Regions from separate parts of the Homo sapiens genome. Here all the other regions are linked to region 3. Evidence: chromatin contacts called from ENCODE Hi-C or POLR2A ChIA-PET data. All regions are on one chromosome and are shown on one strand. The core of a region is the stretch at or near the end of the contact, and the rest is flanking DNA. Distances in the headings are between cores, read along the strand shown.

Region 1 (3,338 bases), core at 200-2,699, 1.1 Mb after region 3:
TCACCTAGGAATGAAACCCAAAGCCAGAACATTTTCTCCAGCAACATCTGTATCTGAGGAAGGGGGCGTGCTCCTGGTGTGTCCTTGGCTTCCCACAGGAGTCACTTTAGACCAGAGTTTAGATCCCAGATTCCCTGGACCTGACCTCCTTGTATCCGGTCTCAGCTCCTCACGGGTCCTGGGAATGTATGTTGTGAACAAGCCCTCCTGGTGATTTTTATCCACCCTGGGAGGCTGAGATCCTGGCCTACCCTCGCCCCCAGACTACTAGTCTACTACTACTACCAACCAGTCCTACTAGCCTACTACTACTAGTAGTCCTACTGATGTATTGCTCAGAAGAACTTATACTTGCTGTGTGAGTTCTTCTCAGCAATAAGAAAACCACAACCAGACCAGGCATGGTGGCTCACACCTGTAATCCCAGCACTTTGGGAGGCCGACGTGGGTAGATCACCTGAGGTCAGGAGTTAGAGACCAGCCTGGCCAACACAGAGAAACCCCATCTCTACTAAAAATACGAAAATTAGCTGGACATGGTGGCGCATGCCTGTAATCCCAGCTACTTGGGAGGCTGAGGTAGGAGAATTGCTGGAACCCAGGAGGCAGAGGTTGCTGAGATCACACCACTGCACTCCAGCCTGGGTGACAGAGTGAGACCCTGCCTTAAAAAAAAAAAGAAAAAGAAAACCACAACCAATACATGTTTATTTCCAGACCTAGTATTTAATACTCTCTTCACTTGAATTATTTCATTTTATCCTCACAAAAACCTCTAGAGGGAGGGACTCATTTTATCTCCATTTTCCATGAGGAAACAAGCTCAGAGATGTGAAGGAACTTACCCAAGGCCACACAGCAAACGTGGCACAGCAGCTCTCCGCCCCGTGACCTTGCCCTCCTCATGCTGGGCAAAGGCCCCACCGAGGTTCTGTAGGTCCTGTCAACGGTGAGGACCAGCAGAGAGGGAGAGCTGGGGGTTGGGGGGGGGCACTGAGGCCTGTGGTTTTATTCATGACCCCCCACCCCACCCCACCAATACCCCTCTGCTCCATAAAACCACAGGAGCTCAAAAGCCCTGAGGATTCAGCTGGTCAAAAGCCACATTTAACAGAAGGGGAAAATGAGGCACCAAGCGGTAGGGGCAAGTCAGGGCATGGACCACGGAGCTGGCAGAGCAAGTTGGGGAAGTCCCAGAGGTACCCTCCTAGGCAGCGCCCGCCCCCTCCCCACTCGGGTCCATCAAGCCCTCCAAGACGATGCCAGGGAAAGCAGCATTCTGATAACTTCCCAAAACCCCCCAGAACGACCCCAGCACATGGGGCTCAGGGTGGTGGCCAGAGGTGTCCATCCAGCTCAGGCCCCAGGCCCGCAGATGAGCTCAGCGCTCCAGCTGCAGCGTGGGGAGAGGAGGGAGGGAAGGGCAAGAGGGATGCTGATTGGCTAATTCAAACCCCAACAGAAACGGCCCCTCCTCTCCGCCCAGACTCCGGAGAGCCACACACCCGCTCCCCACACCCGCCTCCCCGCCGCCGCCGCCGCTGCTCTAGCTCCACCCACGGAGGCGCCGCAGCCGGCAGCTAGCTCCAGGTCCCAGCCTCTCCTCCGCCTCTTCCTCATCTTTCTGAAGTCTGACATTTTTTTGTGTCCCTCCCAGAAATCCTCCACTATATGCCCAAACGCAGATTCCTCTGAGCTTCTCCAGCTATTCCCTCCCCCTCCCCATCTCCTCCCTACTGCCTTCCCCCACCACCCCCCACCCCTCCCAACCCAGTGATTGGAATCTGAATATGCCCGGGAGCTGCCCTGTCAAGTAGAGGTACGCTTTGAACTTGGAAACTAACTCATTCTTTTTTTTCTTTTAGAGAGAGACCTTGTCGCTCTGTCGCCCAGGCTGGAGTGCAGTGCTGCAATCATAGCTCACTGAAACCTTTAACTCCTGGACTCAAGCAATCCTCTGGCCTTGGCCTCCCATATAGCTGGGACTATAGGCACTTGCCACCACGCCCAGCTAATTTTTTTTTTTTTTTTTTTTTTTTTTGAGACAGAGTTTCACTCTGTCACCCAGGCTGGACTGCAATGGTGTGAGCTCACTGCAACCTCGGCCTCCCAGGTTCAAGCGATTCATCTGCCTCAGCCTCCTGAGTAGCTGGGAGTACAGGCGTGTACCACCACACCCGGCTCATTTTGTATTTTTAGTAGAGCCGGGGTTTCACCATGTTGGCCAGGCTGGTCTCGAACTCCTGACCTCAGGTGATCCATCCGCCTCGGCCTGCCAAAGTGCTAGGATTACAGGTGTGAGCCACCACCCCCAGCCTCTGCTAATTTTTTTTATTTTTTTGTAGAGATAGGGTCTTGCTATGTTGCCCAGCCTGATTTCCAACTATTGGCCTCTAGCGATCCTCCCACTTCAGCCTCCCAAAGCGCTGGGATTCTGGGATTACAGGCATGAGCCTCCACCTCTGGCGGAGACACAACCATTGGTTGCCTCATGTGTAGGACAGCACTACAATCCCATTGTGCACCAACAAGACCACAGGGGGCGCCAGCAGCTTCCTGGAACAGGCACTCCTGTTTACCTCCCCTGGTTCTGCTGGCCTTTGAAACCATGGCTCTCCCTGGTCCCTTAACAAAGGTTTTTCTTTTATATTCCACTGGAAAGGCTATAGGGCTTGAGTTTGCCAGTGTCTTCCAACAGAAGGGACTTCTCCCCAGGTAAGTGTGTGGCTGACTCGCATCCTGCCGCTCCCCTGGGTCCTCACAGGAGCCATCTTCTGCCACCTTCCTCTTTCCCCCTTCCTGGCTCAGGCCCACTTCTCCCTTGGGCCTTCACTCAGAAGTCACCCCTGCAGGAAGCCTCCCTAGGGCCCCATCCCAGCTCCTCGTGTCACCAGATCACACTGGGCTGAGTTCTGAGGGCAGAGGGCCGGGCCTGGGGGCCCTGGAGTTCTCACCACCAGACCAGAGCTTCCGAAGACAGGCAGGGGGACATCCCACCTGCCAACCTCCCACCCACCCTTCCCCTGCTTCCTGAAGCAGAGAGCAGTGAGGCCAAGCTGGAGGCTTGGGAGGCTCATGAGCCTGGGCTCTGCCACCAACACACTGAGCGCCCCTTGACCTTCGGCAGGTATTGCTTTTCTCTGAACCTCAGATTCTTCATCAAGAAAATGGAAATAATGATAGCTAACATTTTTGAGTCCTTATGCTGGCATTTTACCCACATTATTATTATTATTATTATTATTATTATTATTATTATTATTATTTTTGAGACGGAGTCTCACTCTGTCACCCTGGCTGGAGTGCAGTGGCGCGATCTCAGCTCACTGCAACCTCCG
Region 2 (3,433 bases), core at 646-3,145, 1.4 Mb after region 3:
GGATATACCACAAAACTGGGAACAAACTTGTCATATTCAAGAATCTGAAACAGGTGCATGCCTTGACCATAGTTTGACACAGTAAATGCTTATTCAATGACAGATGGTGTGACCTTGGGCAAGAGAGACCAAATCAGACCTAGGATGTCAGAAATGCTTTCTCAGGCTTTCAAAAATCAATCTGTTTTCAATTGAGACGCCATTCATTCTAATCTCCCTTACTTTCTTATTCTTCCCACAGCTCTCCAGTCATGCCACCCACGGATGTGGACCATTGTCCTTTACCCAGTCTATCCAGTTCTGAAGACACTTTTTTCAGGTACTACTCCTTCATATATAGGCACACATACAATCGACACTTTTCCAACTCTATGCCTTTGAACCCAGCAATTATTTCACTGGGTGGTGAGTCAGTGGTGCACCCTGGGAGTGGGTCCAGCGCCCTTGGCACATGAAAGCCTTTGAACATGAGGCCAGTGGTGCTACATGAAATACACTCCATCACAATTCTGTCTACACTGGGCTTATGCTCGTCTGGGTTTCTTTCTCTGTTTTTAGATAGAGTCTTGCTGTCACCCAGGCTGGAGTGCAGTGGTGTGATCTCCACTCACTGCGGCCTATGCCTCCTGGGTTTAAGCAATTCTCCTGCCTCAGCCTCCCGAGTAGCTAGATTACAGGCAGGCGCCACCACACCCAGCTAGTTTTTGTATTTTTTTAGTAGAGATGGGGTTTCGCCGTGTTGCCCAGGTTAGTCTCGAACTCCTGGCCTCAAGTGATCCGCCCGCCTTGGCCTCCCAAAGTGCTGGGATTATAGGCGTGAGCCGCCACGCCCAGCCTGGGTTTCTATATTAGAATAATCCTAGGCAAGACAACCTTCTGAGCCTTGCCATTATCACCTGGAAAGCAGTCTAATACTCATTGCCATGCCATGTTCACAGGGCTGTTGCGAGGATAAAATGCAAGAATGATGGGGAAAAAAATCAAGTAATTATAACTGACATTTGTTTTATTCAGAGCCAGACACTGATGCAAAGCATCAGGACGATGCTCTGACGGAGGAGGAAACGTAGGGCTGAGATCAGCTTCGTGTGCACATTGGCTTTGATCAAACTGCTGCACAGCGACCGGCAGCTCCACCCTGGTGAAGCAGAGGGTGGAGGTTAAACGGCTCAGACCCTGGGTCTGGCTCCATCTCTAACCGTGTGACCTTGGGCCTGTAGCTTAACCCGTCTAGGGCTCCGCTTCCTCTTGCGTGAAATGGGGATCACAGAAGGGGTTCAGACGGAACTGAGGGTCCATTTAAAGCTCTGGGCAGTGATGTCTTGGCATGCAGTTCATTTTCACTTTACCATTATATTTGTTCTTACTGATTTAAGGGCAGCACCATGACTTTTGTGGCGCTTGGCGGGGTAGAGGGAAGTGTGGTCAGGAAGCCTGGGGTCTGAGCGGCGCGGGACCTAGGCCGCTCCTTTCCTGAGCTTCAGTTTCCCGCCTCAAAATGATGGGTGGATTGGCTGAGCTACACCCACCTTTCCCGCCCCTCGGCGCTTGGCTGCGCAGCGACCCTCCTAGGTGGGGAAACTCCCACCACCCCATAGGCCGAGGAAGGGGCGGGGCAGGGGTGGGGCCTGGCGAGGGTAGGGTCCGGCCGCCCCACCTGCTGCCGCTCACCTCTAGGCTGTAGTTGCCTCGGATGGCAGTAAAGTCGTCCAGGGCTTCGGCCGCGCTCCCCTCGTCCAGGTTCAGCTCCTGGCACAGGGCCTGTAGCGCCTCCCCGGCTGCGGCGACCACCGCCGCCCCCTCAGCGTGGGGCTTGTCCTCGAACATCCCTTCAGGCCCCGCGGGCTGCGCGCCACGGCCCCCGACTTCTTTCTCCCTCCCAGGCGCGCTACCCACAACCACCTGCGCCAAAGCGCGCGAAAATCTGCAGCTGCGGGACGTGTTGTCATCCACCGTCTGCCTCCGCTTTTCTCCTCAAAAAAAGTCCGTTTTTCCTCCGGAGCTCCTAGCAGTCCCTCCCCGGAAATGTGATAAGAAGATGTACCTCAGATTCTGAAAGACCTGTCCTTGGCCCTTGGCTGGTCGCGGGGGGCCCAGCCGGCGGGACAGAAAAAGAGCGGAGGGATCCTCAGCCCGCGCGCAGAGCCTGCTGGGAGGTGTAGTCCATCTCTTGGGAGATGAAGCCCGCGGCCTCCCCCTGTCTTCCTGGTTAGGCTCTTGGGTTTTGGGGCAGGGCTGGGCTGCCTACTGCGAGGTGGCCTCGTGCAGCGTAGTGAGATGCCTCCTCTATCCACGGGCCCTGGGTTTGTCACTGTCCCTGGGCGCCAAACATAATCTGAGCTGTACCCCTTGAGTTAGGAGATGGAGGCTGGAAGAGAAAAAAGTAGCCCCTGGACGAAGAGGGGCCTCTTGGGACTCTCCCCAAAGTCCTAGTGCCCAGTGAGTGGTTCGCTAAATGACAGAGGGGAAGGATTGGTGACGGATATTAGAAGACGAATCCTCATCTCATGCTAGTCGCTAAAAGAGGCAGGCAGAGAAGACTGCAGTAAATGAGGCAGGAGAATAGGGTCTGGAGGCAGGGAACCTATGGCTGTTTCACGTGACTTCTTAGAACTAAATTGAAAGGAAAACCCCAACTTTCCACGCCTAAGTAACAAAAGAACCAGAGGCTGTTCCCTTGGACCTTTTCTGCATGGCAGATGGGAAATTGGCTGTCTGCAACAAATCACACTGAGCGCCTTCCAGTCTTTGTTTGCAACTTTGTAACTTCACTCCAGCCTCTGAACGGTTGCTGTCCACAACCAATCAGACTGATGGCGGGAGAGTCTTCCTTTGCATAGAAGTATAATTTTGTTAACTTCACCCTGGCCTCTGATTGGTTGCTTTCTGCAACCACTCAGACTGATTGTGGGCTACCACTTCAGTTACATCAAGAGAGCATAAAGTGGCCAATGGGAAACTTCTAGAGGGTATTTGGACCCCAGAAGATTCTGTGTCTGGGCCCTTGAGCTGCTGCGTGGGTTCGCTTCCCCACTATGGAGTGTACTTTTGTTTTCAATAAATCCCTGTCTTCGTTCTTTTGTTGTTCCATTATTTGCTTTGCCTGTAATCCCAGTACTTTGGGAGGCCGAGGCAGGTGGATCACTTGAGTCCAGGAGTTTGAGACCAGTCAGGCCAACAAGGCAAAACCCCGTCACTACTAAAAATATAAAAATTAGCTGGGCGTGTGGGTGCACTTGTGTAATCCTAACAACCTGGGCAACTGAGACATGAGAATAAAGAATCGCTTGAACCGAGGAGGCAGAGGCTGTAGTAAGCCAAGATTGCACCACTGCACTCCAGTCTGGGTAACAGAGTGAGACTCTGTCTCAAAAACAAACAACTGAGGACACATCTGTCAAACCCAGCCTCACCTGCATGCATTTAAAAAAAC
Region 3 (3,565 bases), core at 81-2,580:
TACAATGTGAAACAAGTTTCACTCTTGTTGCCTATATCGTCTAACATTTTCTCTAAACGCCTAGGAAAAGAACAAGACGATTCCGTGAGTAAACATTTTTCTTTTTTTTTTTTTTTTTTTTTGAGACGGAGTTTCGCTCTAGTTGCCCAGGCTGAAGTGCAGTAGCGCGATCTCGGCTCACTGCAAGCTCCGCCTCCCAGGTTCCAGCGATCCTACCACCTCACCTCCCGAATAGCTGGGATCACAGGCGCCTGCCACCACGCCCGGCTAATTTTTGTATTTTTGGTAGAGACGGGGTTTCACCATGTTGATGAGGTTGGTCTCGAACTCCTAACCTCAAGTGATCCGCCTGCCTCTGCCTCCCAAACTGCTGGGATTACAGGCGTGAGCCACCGCGCCCGGCCTGGTAAACGTTTTTCAAATCGACTGAATTTTTCTTCTCAGCCGACACACTCGAAAACTTAAGAAAAACCTCCAAAAGCCCTACAATTAATGACTAAAGTGACATGCACTTTAACCAGGTTTGGCTTACGTAAGTAAATCCAAAACGCCTCTTACACGAAACACACGAAAATGAAGACTTCAATATCCAATATTTAAAACTCTGCTGTCAACTCCAAAAACAGAAACTGGGAGACCCGAACGAGAGCGCCTCTTTCCGGGCAAAAACCCGCGCTGCCATTTTAGGGGCAAAGAGAAACTCCCTCCATTGGGAGGGGTTATGAGCCAAGGCAGCGTTCAACTGGCGCCATGTTGGGAGGTCGCGGCCGGCCCAGGCCTCGAAGGAGACAGGTCACCATTCTACCGCGGCCTCTCGGGGGTCCCTACCGCCCCAAGAATCCAGACTATACCCGACTGGAAAATAAGGGCGCGGTCACTGAAACAGGGCCGATTTCTCGAAAACCACCCCCCACCCCGGTCGCTAAAGACCTCCAAAAGCGCCCCTCAGCCCAAAATGGAGCCAAACCTCGAGAAAGCTGAGATAATACGCGGGTCCGCAACGCCCCGTACCTGTTCCGGCCTTCGGGCGCCTGTGGTGCTCGTGTTCGGGAAGAGATTGCTGCTGCTGCTGCTGCTGCTGCCGCCGCCGCCGCTTCTGTTGCTACTGTTAAGCCCCTAGGCCCAGGCCGCGGAACCGCCCAGCCCGAATATCGGGTTCCAAGGACGGCTAGGCCCGAGAGAATCTAAAAAAAACAATGGAATTAGAGAAGCCCACGCGGGAGAGCAGGACGGCGGCTTCGGCAGCTCAGGATCCACCCCTGCGACAGCGTCGACAAGCTCCCTGAAATGGCGGCCGCTGCTTCCCTGTACTCACATTCACCAGCACACATACACACACACAAACACACGGGGCCTCACAGAGCCCTCAGCACGGGCTCTCGCGAGAAGCTGCCCCAAGCTCCAAATTTGAGCGGCCGAAGTATCGCGAGACCTAAGTATGGCTCCGGCGACCGTAGCCCAATCTCGCGCAATGATTGCGCCACAGATATTCCCATCCCCCATTCAGTGAGGCGCCTTTCACTCCCCCTCCGCGTAAGCACCCAAATCTCGCGAGACAGAGCGGGTCTCTAGGGCAAAGACAGTTGGTAGGCTGCCTGTCAATCTTTCAGAGAGCTCTTCGCTGAGTGGAGCTCAGCGGTCACCTCCCCCTCGTGGCGCCTCCTCACGGCCATCTGAAGATTCCTCCGGCACAGCCGATCGCCCCCGCTCCGGCCTCCCACACAGATGGCTGTCAAGGTCGCCATAAGGCAACCTAGTCCTTATGGCGATAGGATAAAACGGCCATATTCAGATTATCCGCTGAGGGTGGAGAGGAAGTGGAAAAGTGTATCAGAAGGCCAGAAGAAGAGATCTTTAGGGGTAGGGGGAGAGGGGGAGATAATAAAAATAGATTTCCCTGTCATTTGGAGCCAATGGCGCGGCCTCCACTGTCGAGCTTTGAAACAACCTTGGAAATAGTGGAGAAAAGCAAAAAAAAGGTGGAAAAAATAAACTCTTGCTTCCCTTGGCATGGGATCAGTTTTGTGCCCCGAATTTAATCAGCTCTTGTGTCAGGGTTGCTACCGTTCCTTCAAAAATGTTCCCCTTCCTGAATATTACTGGACGATTTGGTGAAAAAATAAGACACCCCCCCAACAAAAAAAAAAAGGCCCCCTTCCCCCTGGGACCTGGCTCCTCTCCCCTGAAGTCTTCTAGATGCCAGGTAATTAGAGTATGAATTAGCCATTTGTTCTTTGGTCAGTACTGTGTGAGGTTTCCTCCTAGATGCTGGGAAAAAAAACTGGAAAGAAGTCTTCAAAGCAAAAATCTTACCCTCTAATCTTAACAGTCTAATGATTGAGGGCAGAAAAGATTGGAAATGAGACGCCTTGATTAGTGTAACTAGCTGCTGCAACACTGTGTGACCTTGGACAAGCAAATTAACCTCTCAGAGGGGATCTTTCATTTCCTGATTTAAAAGAGGACGTACTTAGTAGCTAGTCTAAGCTACTTGAGACTGAGGAAGGCAGGTAATGCTCAGTACTGAATTTTTAGAGGTTAGCAGGGCATGTCTGCCCAAGTGGACCCTCAGTAAATTAATGAATGAAGGCTCAGAAGGGCTATAGTGAAGATTAAATGATATAATGTCTGTAAAACGCCTGGTAAATATTTGATCTTCAAAACAGCTAACTTCTGTTTCTGCTAAACAAAATTATTTAGAGCAAATATAGATGTTAAGTGGTTTTGCCTCTCAGGTTAACTTTACACACAGGTTAGGATTTATCTTAGAGGATTATTAATAACAGTTATTTTGTAGTTAGAATACTCCCTTAATCCTTTTTCTGAAAATTCAGATCCTCTTTTTATTTTATTTCTGAGACAGTCTCGCTCTGGAGGCTGGGCGCAGTGGCTCATGCATCTAATCCCAGCACTTTGGGAGGCCGACGCGGGTGGACCGCCTGAGGTCAGGAGTTCAAGACCTGACCAACATGGCGAAACCCTGTCTCTACTAAAAATAAAAAAAAAACTAGGTGGCAGGCGCCTGCAATTCCCAGCTACTCGGGAGGCTGAGGCAGGAGAATCACTTGAACCTGGGAGGCAGAGGTTGCAGTGAGCTGAGATCATGCCATTGCACTCCAGCCTGGGTGACAGAGATCGAGACTCCATCTCAAAAAAAAAAGAAAGAAAAAGAAAGAAAAGAAAACTGTCACAGGAAATTGAAGCATAATATGTCAGAAATAAAGCAAGCTAACCTTTGCTATCTCTTCCTGCCCCTCGGTAATTCCAGTATTATGACTAGTGCAAAATGAAAGCATGAAGATGGCACTTGGTTTTTCTTGTTTGTTTAGGAACATGACATGACAGAATTTGACCTTAACCGCTAGACTTCTTGTTTGGGAAGAGGAAGGATTTAAGCTCTAAGTCGCTTGATGATTTAAGGTCCCTTAAATAGTTTTCTGCTCAAGGACCATCAGAGGCAATATGGCAACTTAGCAGATCATCAAGAAAAGCCGTTTGGAAAAATCAAGTTTCTGAAACAAGTATTTTTTATGTTTAAAAGAAAATATCCCCAGGCATGGCGGCT
Region 4 (3,398 bases), core at 180-2,679, 1.0 Mb after region 3:
GCTGGAGTGCAGTGGCGCAGTCTCGGCTCACTGCAACTTTCACCTCCCAGGTTCAAGCAATTCTCCTGCCTCAGCTTCCTGAGTAGCTGGGATTACAGGTGCCTGCCACCACACCTGGCTAATTTTTGTATTTTTAGTAGCGATGGGGTTTCCCCATATTGGCCAGGCTGGTCTCGAACTCTTGACCTCAGGTGATCCGCCCGGCCTCAGCCTCCCAAAGTGCTGGGATTACAGGCCTGAGCCACCACACCCGGCCCAGTCTATTCTTCAGACAGTTGCCGGGACTTTTCCAAAGTGTAGTCAACACCTCAGGTAAACTAGTCCCAATTTACCCATTCCTGCTCTCTCCTCCCAGTCCTATTCCCTGTACTACTTCTGAATCTTTGCACATATCTGTCCTTCTACCTGTTAAACTTATTCATCCTTCCCAACCTGGCTCAAATATGAAGCTTTCACATCACTTATCTTTGGCAGAGTTGGTGGTTATGCCCCTTGGCCTTCGTAGCATTGGCTATAAAATCTGTTTACATGTCTGTCTCCCCAGCCAGGCTGTATTTGTATTCCTAGTGACTGTCAGGAACAACTGCCTGGAAGGCAGGGATGTCACCTAGGCATCTCTTCATCGTCCCCTCCCTCCCAGCAGAAATCTGTCTGTGGGGGGTGCTAAGTAAAAAGATATGAATATATGCAGAGGGACAAAAAGGAAAAGATAACAAGGAGGGCTCGGTCAAGGATCTGAATCCCCCACGGTCCTTATGACAATATCACACAAATCCAGGCTTGGATAATAACGACTGTATCACACAGATCCAGGCTTAGAAAAGCAACAACTGTCAACTGTTAAACGCTTATTCTGTGCTAGGACCTGTGCTATGTAAGCGCTTTACTTGCATCGTTATTCCACTTAATCCCTTCCACAACTCCGTAAGCACCATTAACTCCACTTTGCAGACAGGGGAACTGAGGTTCAGAGGGGCAAAAAGCCTGGCCCAAGCTTGTGACACAGCCAGCCTGGGGGCACAGGGGCAATTCGAACCCCAGCCCTCTACCCAGTCCTCACCCCTGTTTCTGGAGCCTAGACCCCTGGCACGGCAGATACGTCTCTAATGGGGTCGGTAAGGGGGACTGCCCTCGGGTTTCATTTCACCCGGGAGGAGGTCGCAGCGCCCTCGGGGACCCCCAGTGTCCACGGTCGGGGCCGGGGCTGCGGCGGGTCGAGCTGGGCCGACGGGTACGACGCCGAAGAGATTAGTGCGGCGGCGGGCGGGGCCACATCAGAGGACAAGTCTGTGACTTCCTGACGCCCGTCCAGTCCGGAACCTCCGTACCTGAAACACAAGGCCACGGGTCGCTCTCCACAGCCCCAGGTCACTCCTGGACGCCTTGCGCACCCGCAGCCGATACTCCCTGATCAGGGTGAAGCGGTCTCCACCTTCTACGTCACGGTCACCGCCTCCGAAACTCCCGCCAACCAAGGGCGCATGCGCGGCCGTCAGTTTCTCGGGCACGCGCGCGCAGAACGCCTGCCTCCGGCGATGCACATGCGTACACCGCCGCCCGACGCGCATGCGTACACCGCCGTCCAACGCTCCTGCCAGCTCCGCTCCTCTAGTCCAAGTCCTTTAGGTCCTGTCTGGCCACGTCACCACCTCCCCGCAACACCCCGCCCGGGAGTCCCTTTCCGGGACCCGCCACACTATCGTGTCCTTTTGCGCCCGACGGCCCCAGAGCCCATCTAAGATGGGGGAAACAGAGGCCCGGAGAGATTCTTGCCGGAGGAATACAGCGCCTCAAAGGGCATCTGATGCCCTGTCCCCGTCGCTAGGCTCTGGTTCCCACTCCCTTTATCTCCTTAACTCCCAAAATGTGGACCGTGACTCTCCCCAGGGTGGACTGGAGCTCTGAGCTCAGTTTGCCTCACAGTCTATCCCACTCCTGCTCTAGGACTTTTTCTCTCTCATTTCCAGGCCACTCCCTCAAACGGCTTGCTTTACTTGCTTGGTGGGTGGGGGCCTGCCCTCGGGTTTCATTTCACCCGGGAGGAGGTCGCAGCGCCCCCAAGTGGTCGCAGTGTCCTTAGTCGGGGTCGGGGGGTGCGGCAGGTCGGGCTGGTCCTTAGGGGTAGGACGGGGACAGGGCATCAGATGCCCTTTGAGGCGCTATATTCCCAGGCGCTGTTCCCTCTGCCTGGGAAGGCTTTCCCTGCTTTTCCTAGCTACATCCTCCAATTTTTTTGTATTTTGAGACGGAGTCTCGCTCTGTCGCCCAGGCTAGAGTGCAGTGGCGCGATCTCGGCTCCCGGCAACCTCCGCCTCCCGGGTTCGGGTTCAAGCGATTCTCCTGCCTCAGCCTCCCGAGTAGCTGGGATTACAGGCGCCCACCACCACGCCTGGCTAATTTTTGTATTTTTAGTAGAGACGGCCACTAAAAATGTTGGCCAGGCTGGTCGCGAACTCCTGACCTCAAGTGATCCACCCACTTCGGCCTCCCAAAGAGCTGGGATTACAGGCATGAGCCACTGCGCCCGGCCACATCCTCGAATTTTAAGCCTCAGCTAAGGAATGATTGATTTCTCTCCAAGCATTCTCTCTGGCCTTAGGCTGAAAACCAACTGTCCTTTCTGTGCTCCCAGGAGCCCAATCTGTTCCTGCTCCACTATCCCATGCTGGTCTAGGAGGCTCCAGAGAGCGGGCTGCTTCCTCAGCACCCAGCACGACGCCACCAAAATGTCCCCTTGGATGTGCACAGTCCTTTCTTTCACAGAAAAACTTCCAAATATTGAATTATAAGCAGCCCACAGTCCAAAAGAGGGGTTGGAGAGAGGCAGCTGGAGCTGACCGTGGTCATCCTTCCATAGCAGTTGTGGTCCTTGGAAAAGTTTTCTGGTGGGAGACAAAAATCTGCCTTCCTGAAATTTCCACCCTGTGGTTCCAGCCTGCTGGCTGCAGCAGCCATTCTGAAAGCAGAGATTTGCCCTTGGCTCCCTGAATATCACTTTCTGGGGTTGAGAGGTACCCAGTTCCTTTTATGCTTGCCTGCCTCTTAAACTCCTCTCTGTCAACGTGCCAGGAAGAGAACTCAGTGTTCCTTCCCAGCTAGGGCTGGCCATCCTGGGGCACAATGAGAAAATGATTTCATGGAATACAGACCCAATACATCTTCTACATCGTTTCCCTGCTTTGAATTGTTGCATGGCTCCCTCCTGTCCACAGGAGGCACACATTTTTTTCCCCTATAAGGCACTGTGTCATTAGGCTGGGTGTGGTGGCTCACGCCTCTAATCCCAGCAGTTTGGGAGGCTGAGGCCTGCGGATCAGTTGAGGTCAGGAGTTTGAGACCAGCCTGGCCAACATAGCAAAACCCTGTCTCTACTAAAAATACAAAAATTAGCCAGGTGT
Region 5 (3,397 bases), core at 787-3,286, 1.2 Mb before region 3:
TCCTATTCCAGCTCCTCCTTCATTCTCATTTTGGCTCCTGTCACATGAACTATTGGCCATTCTCTTTTTTGCTTCTGGGATTGTAATCTGTTAAAATCCTTTCACTCCTCTCAGTCTGGTTCTCCATGGGCAAGACAGTGGTGATTCTTCCAGTGCTTATCTTCCAGGATGTTTTAGGGTCCAGTCTCTGCAGCACTTCTTCCCCTTGCTAAATGCTTTCCTAATGTTTCCAGCATTCAATAGAAATTCCTTTGGATCCAGTCCTTTTAAAAATTTATTTTGAAATAATTTTACATTTACAGAGCTGTTGCAAAAATGGTTAAGAGTTCCTGCACAGTCTTCACCCAGCTTTCTCCAATGTTATGATCCCATATAACCATGCTAGAATTACCAAAACTAATAAATTAACACTGGTAAAAATAACACTAAACTACAGCCCTTACTCAGATTTCACCAATTTTCCCACCCATGTTATTTTTCTTTCTCCTTACTCCTCTAATCTGTGACAGTTCCGCATTCATTCCTTGCTTTCATGACTTTGAGATTTTGGGGGGCGGGGGCGGGGTACAGGTATCTTGTAGAACATCCCTCACACTGGATTTAGTGAAATTTTCTCATGGTTTAAGGCTGGGAGTTTTTGTGGAAAATGACTCGGAGGTGATGTGCCCTTAACGCATTTTTATCGGGGCACACGGCATCAATATCTCCCCTTGCCAGTAATACTAACTTTGATCTGGTTACGGTGGTGTCTGCTAGGTTTCTTCGCAGTAAAGTCAATCCTCTTAACATGCAGACACTCCTGGAAGGAGAACCAAATCCTTCCTCACTGAAGAGCAGCTACTGTGGAATGAAACTTTGGAGTTAGATCATCGTTGAATCCAGCAAGCTACAGTGCCTGGGAGAAACAGCATTTATAAAGTATCGAGGTTACCGATACTTCCCTGAAGCTACCGGAGATAACGTTATGTGCGTGTTCAGCACAGTAATGTGGCACAGGGTTCACTAAACGGCAGCATGTTTTAACAGAAGTTATTTACTCCTAGAGGACCCAGAAACGTTTGCGGCCTGCCGGAACAGGACAACATAGGGCTCTGGGAAGAGTCCCCCTTTCAGAGGTGAGAACAAGACAGAACACACAGATGTGAAGTGCCTTCTGCTAGGTAACGCGAGGCGGGGCTGAGCTCGGATTCTAAAGACTCCCAGGCCAGCCCTAACCAATTCATCTCCGAGCTTGCACGGCATCTTACCCGGAGACTCGAGGTACCTGACTCCAGCCCCACCCCAGGCCTGCCCGATCCCGAAGCGCATTTTGGCCCTGGGCCTCTCTCTGGCTCAGTCTGGGCGCAAAGCGGGTCTCAGCAACCGTCCCACTTGCCTTCATACCCTCCCACCACGCTCCACTCAGGGACTCCAGAACCAGCTTAGACCTCCATTGAGAGCTGAAAGCCTCTTCCGATACCGAGAACCAGCACTGAAAGCCTCTTCCGATACCGAGAACCAGCATGGTTTTTGTTTTGTTTTGTTTTAGTCAGGGTCTCTTGCTCTGTCGCCCAGGCTGGGGTGCAGTGGCGCAATCTCGGCTCACTGCAGCCTCGAACTCCTGGTCAGGCGATCCTCCTACCTCAGCCTCTGGAGTAACTGGAACTACACGAGCGCGCCACCACGCCCGGCTAATTTTGTTTATTTTTTAGTAGAGAAGGGGTCTCTCCATGTTGCCCAGGCTGGTCTCGAACTCTTGGGCTCAAGCAATCCTTCCGACTCGGCCTCCCAAAGTGCTGGAATTACAGGCGTAAGCCACCGCGTCCAGCCAGAACCAGCATCTTTTCTGCACGGCTGGAGTTGGGAATTTTCCACAGCTTAGCGCACTGCTCCTTAGCTTTTCGCTTTGCCACAGTGGAAAGCAGATTTTCCAAGAATCCTGGCGGAGCCAAGATCGGCTCGCCCGCCCCCGCCTCACGCTGGCTCCTGATAGGCAGCTAGAGCTGTCCGTTTTGACAGAAACCTTTGCGCAGGCGCAGAAAGGCACAGGACTCGCTAAGTGTTCGCTACGCGGGGCTACCGGATCGGTCGGAAATGGTGAGCGTGCGCCGGGGTCTTGTGGCTGGCGGCCGCCCACCACCCCACGCCAGGCCTTCAGTCTTCCGAGGATGAGGGGATCTCAGAGCTCCGGACAGGGAATCGGTGGTGGCTGGGCGTGGCCGGGCCCGGGCCCCAGCCGACTTGAGGGTGGAACCCGGCGGCGGAGGCCTCTAAAGCCTGACCGAGGCGGGGCCGCCGGATCCCGCTGCCCCTTGACCGGAAGCGGGAGCCCAGCCTCGGCCAGGAAGAGATGATGGGCGAGGGGTGGGCGGCGGCCCTGCAGCCTAGAGTTTTGGGGCCTTGGTGCGCGATGGCAACCCTGGCAACGTTTCCCGGGAGCTCAGTTTGTGGCAGGCTCTGCCAAGCACTTTATGTATCTTGTATTTCCTCCGCCTCCTCCCAGCTCTGTGAGGTAGATACAATCTTTAGTCCCATTTTGTTATACATATCTGTTATTCAGCGCCCCGAGAAGCCAAGTGCTTTGCCCCAGGAAATAGTGGAGATGGATTTGAACCCTAGAAGCTTGACGGCCGCCACTCTGTCGGCGTGGTTCTTTCTAGCCGCTGGGACTGGGTGCCAGAGTCAGGAACGGGCGGGGTCTGCTCTTGGGGATCCCAAAGCTTGCTTTCTACCTTGCTTGCTGCAGCTGTGGGTTCTCAACGCCGTTACAGGTTTTGTGTTTGTAATCCTCACAGCTTGGGCAAAATTTGAAAAAGTTTCAAATTTTAAGCCATGTGAATATATTACTTTTTCAAAAATCTTATTTAGAAATCTAGAGCTTGTAATAAAAAAATTGAAAAAAGAAACCGTGTCATCACCTAGAGGCAACCACTTACAGTAGTCATATGACTTCTAGTCTTTTTTGCTTGTTTTTGGTTTATACAGTTTAGCCCCTATTGAATGTGCAATTGTGGGTTCTGTGTTTTTCATTATTACACCACAATATCTCCACATCATTACAAACATGTAATAATGCTTCAAATATGTATAACTTCATTTTTCACATCACTTCTTAAGCTGTAAAAAAAATTGATATATAATAGTTGTACACATTTATGTTGTAGATATACATGTAATATTTTGATACATGCATATGATGTGTAATGATCAAATCAGGCTATATTTATTATAGAATATCCATCACCTTAAACATTCATTATTTCTTTTTTTTTTTTTTTTTTTGAGATGGAGTGTGTCTCTGTCGCTCAGGCTGGAGTGCAGTGGCACCATCTTAGTTCACTGCCACCTCCGCCTCCCAGGTTCAAGTGATTCTCCCGCCTCAGCCTCCCGAGTAGCTGGGACTACAGGCGCCCACCAC

What was found. Hi-C counts contacts between places; a loop is a spot of excess contacts on that map. ChIA-PET counts read pairs that join two places held with the same protein, here RNA polymerase II (POLR2A). Pooled maps may share reads with other maps.
Region 1: a loop to region 3 is called in a pooled map, with 6 times the contacts of the local background. The contact joins the enhancer-like site here to the promoter of RBM39 in region 3. A Hi-C loop is called at or near these places in 1 of 37 single-sample maps with no recorded cell type and 3 of 50 pooled maps. POLR2A ChIA-PET finds 5 or more read pairs at or near these places in 2 of 52 experiments (H1 and activated T-cell).
Region 2: a loop to region 3 is called in a map of GM12878, with 7 times the contacts of the local background. The contact joins the promoter of RBL1 here to the promoter of RBM39 in region 3. A Hi-C loop is called at or near these places in 1 of 168 maps with a recorded cell type or tissue (GM12878) and 8 of 50 pooled maps. POLR2A ChIA-PET finds 5 or more read pairs at or near these places in 2 of 52 experiments (activated CD4-positive, alpha-beta memory T cell and activated naive CD4-positive, alpha-beta T cell).
Region 4: a loop to region 3 is called in a pooled map, with 15 times the contacts of the local background. The contact joins the promoter of DSN1 here to the promoter of RBM39 in region 3. A Hi-C loop is called at or near these places in 1 of 168 maps with a recorded cell type or tissue (posterior vena cava) and 6 of 50 pooled maps. POLR2A ChIA-PET finds 5 or more read pairs at or near these places in 1 of 52 experiments (activated naive CD8-positive, alpha-beta T cell).
Region 5: a loop to region 3 is called in a pooled map, with 11 times the contacts of the local background. The contact joins the promoter of DYNLRB1 here to the promoter of RBM39 in region 3. A Hi-C loop is called at or near these places in 4 of 50 pooled maps. POLR2A ChIA-PET finds 5 or more read pairs at or near these places in 3 of 52 experiments (CD4-positive, alpha-beta T cell, CD4-positive, alpha-beta memory T cell and activated CD4-positive, alpha-beta memory T cell).

What each region holds. Positions count from the first base shown.
Region 1 is chr20:36,834,327-36,837,664 of GRCh38, forward strand. The region is part of intron 2 of MTCL2 (microtubule crosslinking factor 2); the gene reads right to left. Among named protein-coding and RNA genes, the nearest start is that of MTCL2, 28 kb to the right of the region's middle. RefSeq lists an enhancer at 1,087-1,146 and a silencer at 1,377-1,666. Within about 2 kb of position 1,450, at least 35 of the 41 ENCODE cell types and tissues checked have a DNase peak (open chromatin) inside an H3K27ac peak, as active enhancers do.
Region 2 is chr20:37,094,102-37,097,534 of GRCh38, forward strand. It overlaps RBL1 (RB transcriptional corepressor like 1), which reads right to left and starts at 1,896. Exons shown (of 22, transcript NM_002895.5): 1 at 1,672-1,896. The coding sequence starts at 1,827. RefSeq lists enhancers at 1,255-1,354, 1,588-2,264, 1,915-2,184, 2,305-2,354 and a silencer at 1,625-1,684.
Region 3 is chr20:35,740,930-35,744,494 of GRCh38, forward strand. RBM39 (RNA binding motif protein 39) reads right to left here and starts at 1,331. Exons shown (of 17, transcript NM_184234.3): 1 at 1,012-1,331. RefSeq lists a silencer at 711-810 and enhancers at 1,071-1,220, 1,234-1,919, 1,281-1,500, 1,671-1,770.
Region 4 is chr20:36,772,334-36,775,731 of GRCh38, forward strand. It overlaps DSN1 (DSN1 component of MIS12 kinetochore complex), which reads right to left and starts at 1,430. Exons shown (of 11, transcript NM_001145315.2): 1 at 1,329-1,430. LOC124904894 (a long non-coding RNA gene) reads left to right here and starts at 2,802. Exons shown (of 2, transcript XR_007067574.1): 1 at 2,802-2,885. RefSeq lists enhancers at 1,189-1,734, 1,356-1,415, 1,546-1,685, 1,696-1,775, 1,735-2,281.
Region 5 is chr20:34,514,386-34,517,782 of GRCh38, forward strand. DYNLRB1 (dynein light chain roadblock-type 1) reads left to right here and starts at 2,037. Exons shown (of 4, transcript NM_014183.4): 1 at 2,037-2,076. The coding sequence starts at 2,074. RefSeq lists enhancers at 1,059-1,118, 1,229-1,468, 1,857-2,722, 2,389-2,568 and a silencer at 1,929-2,038.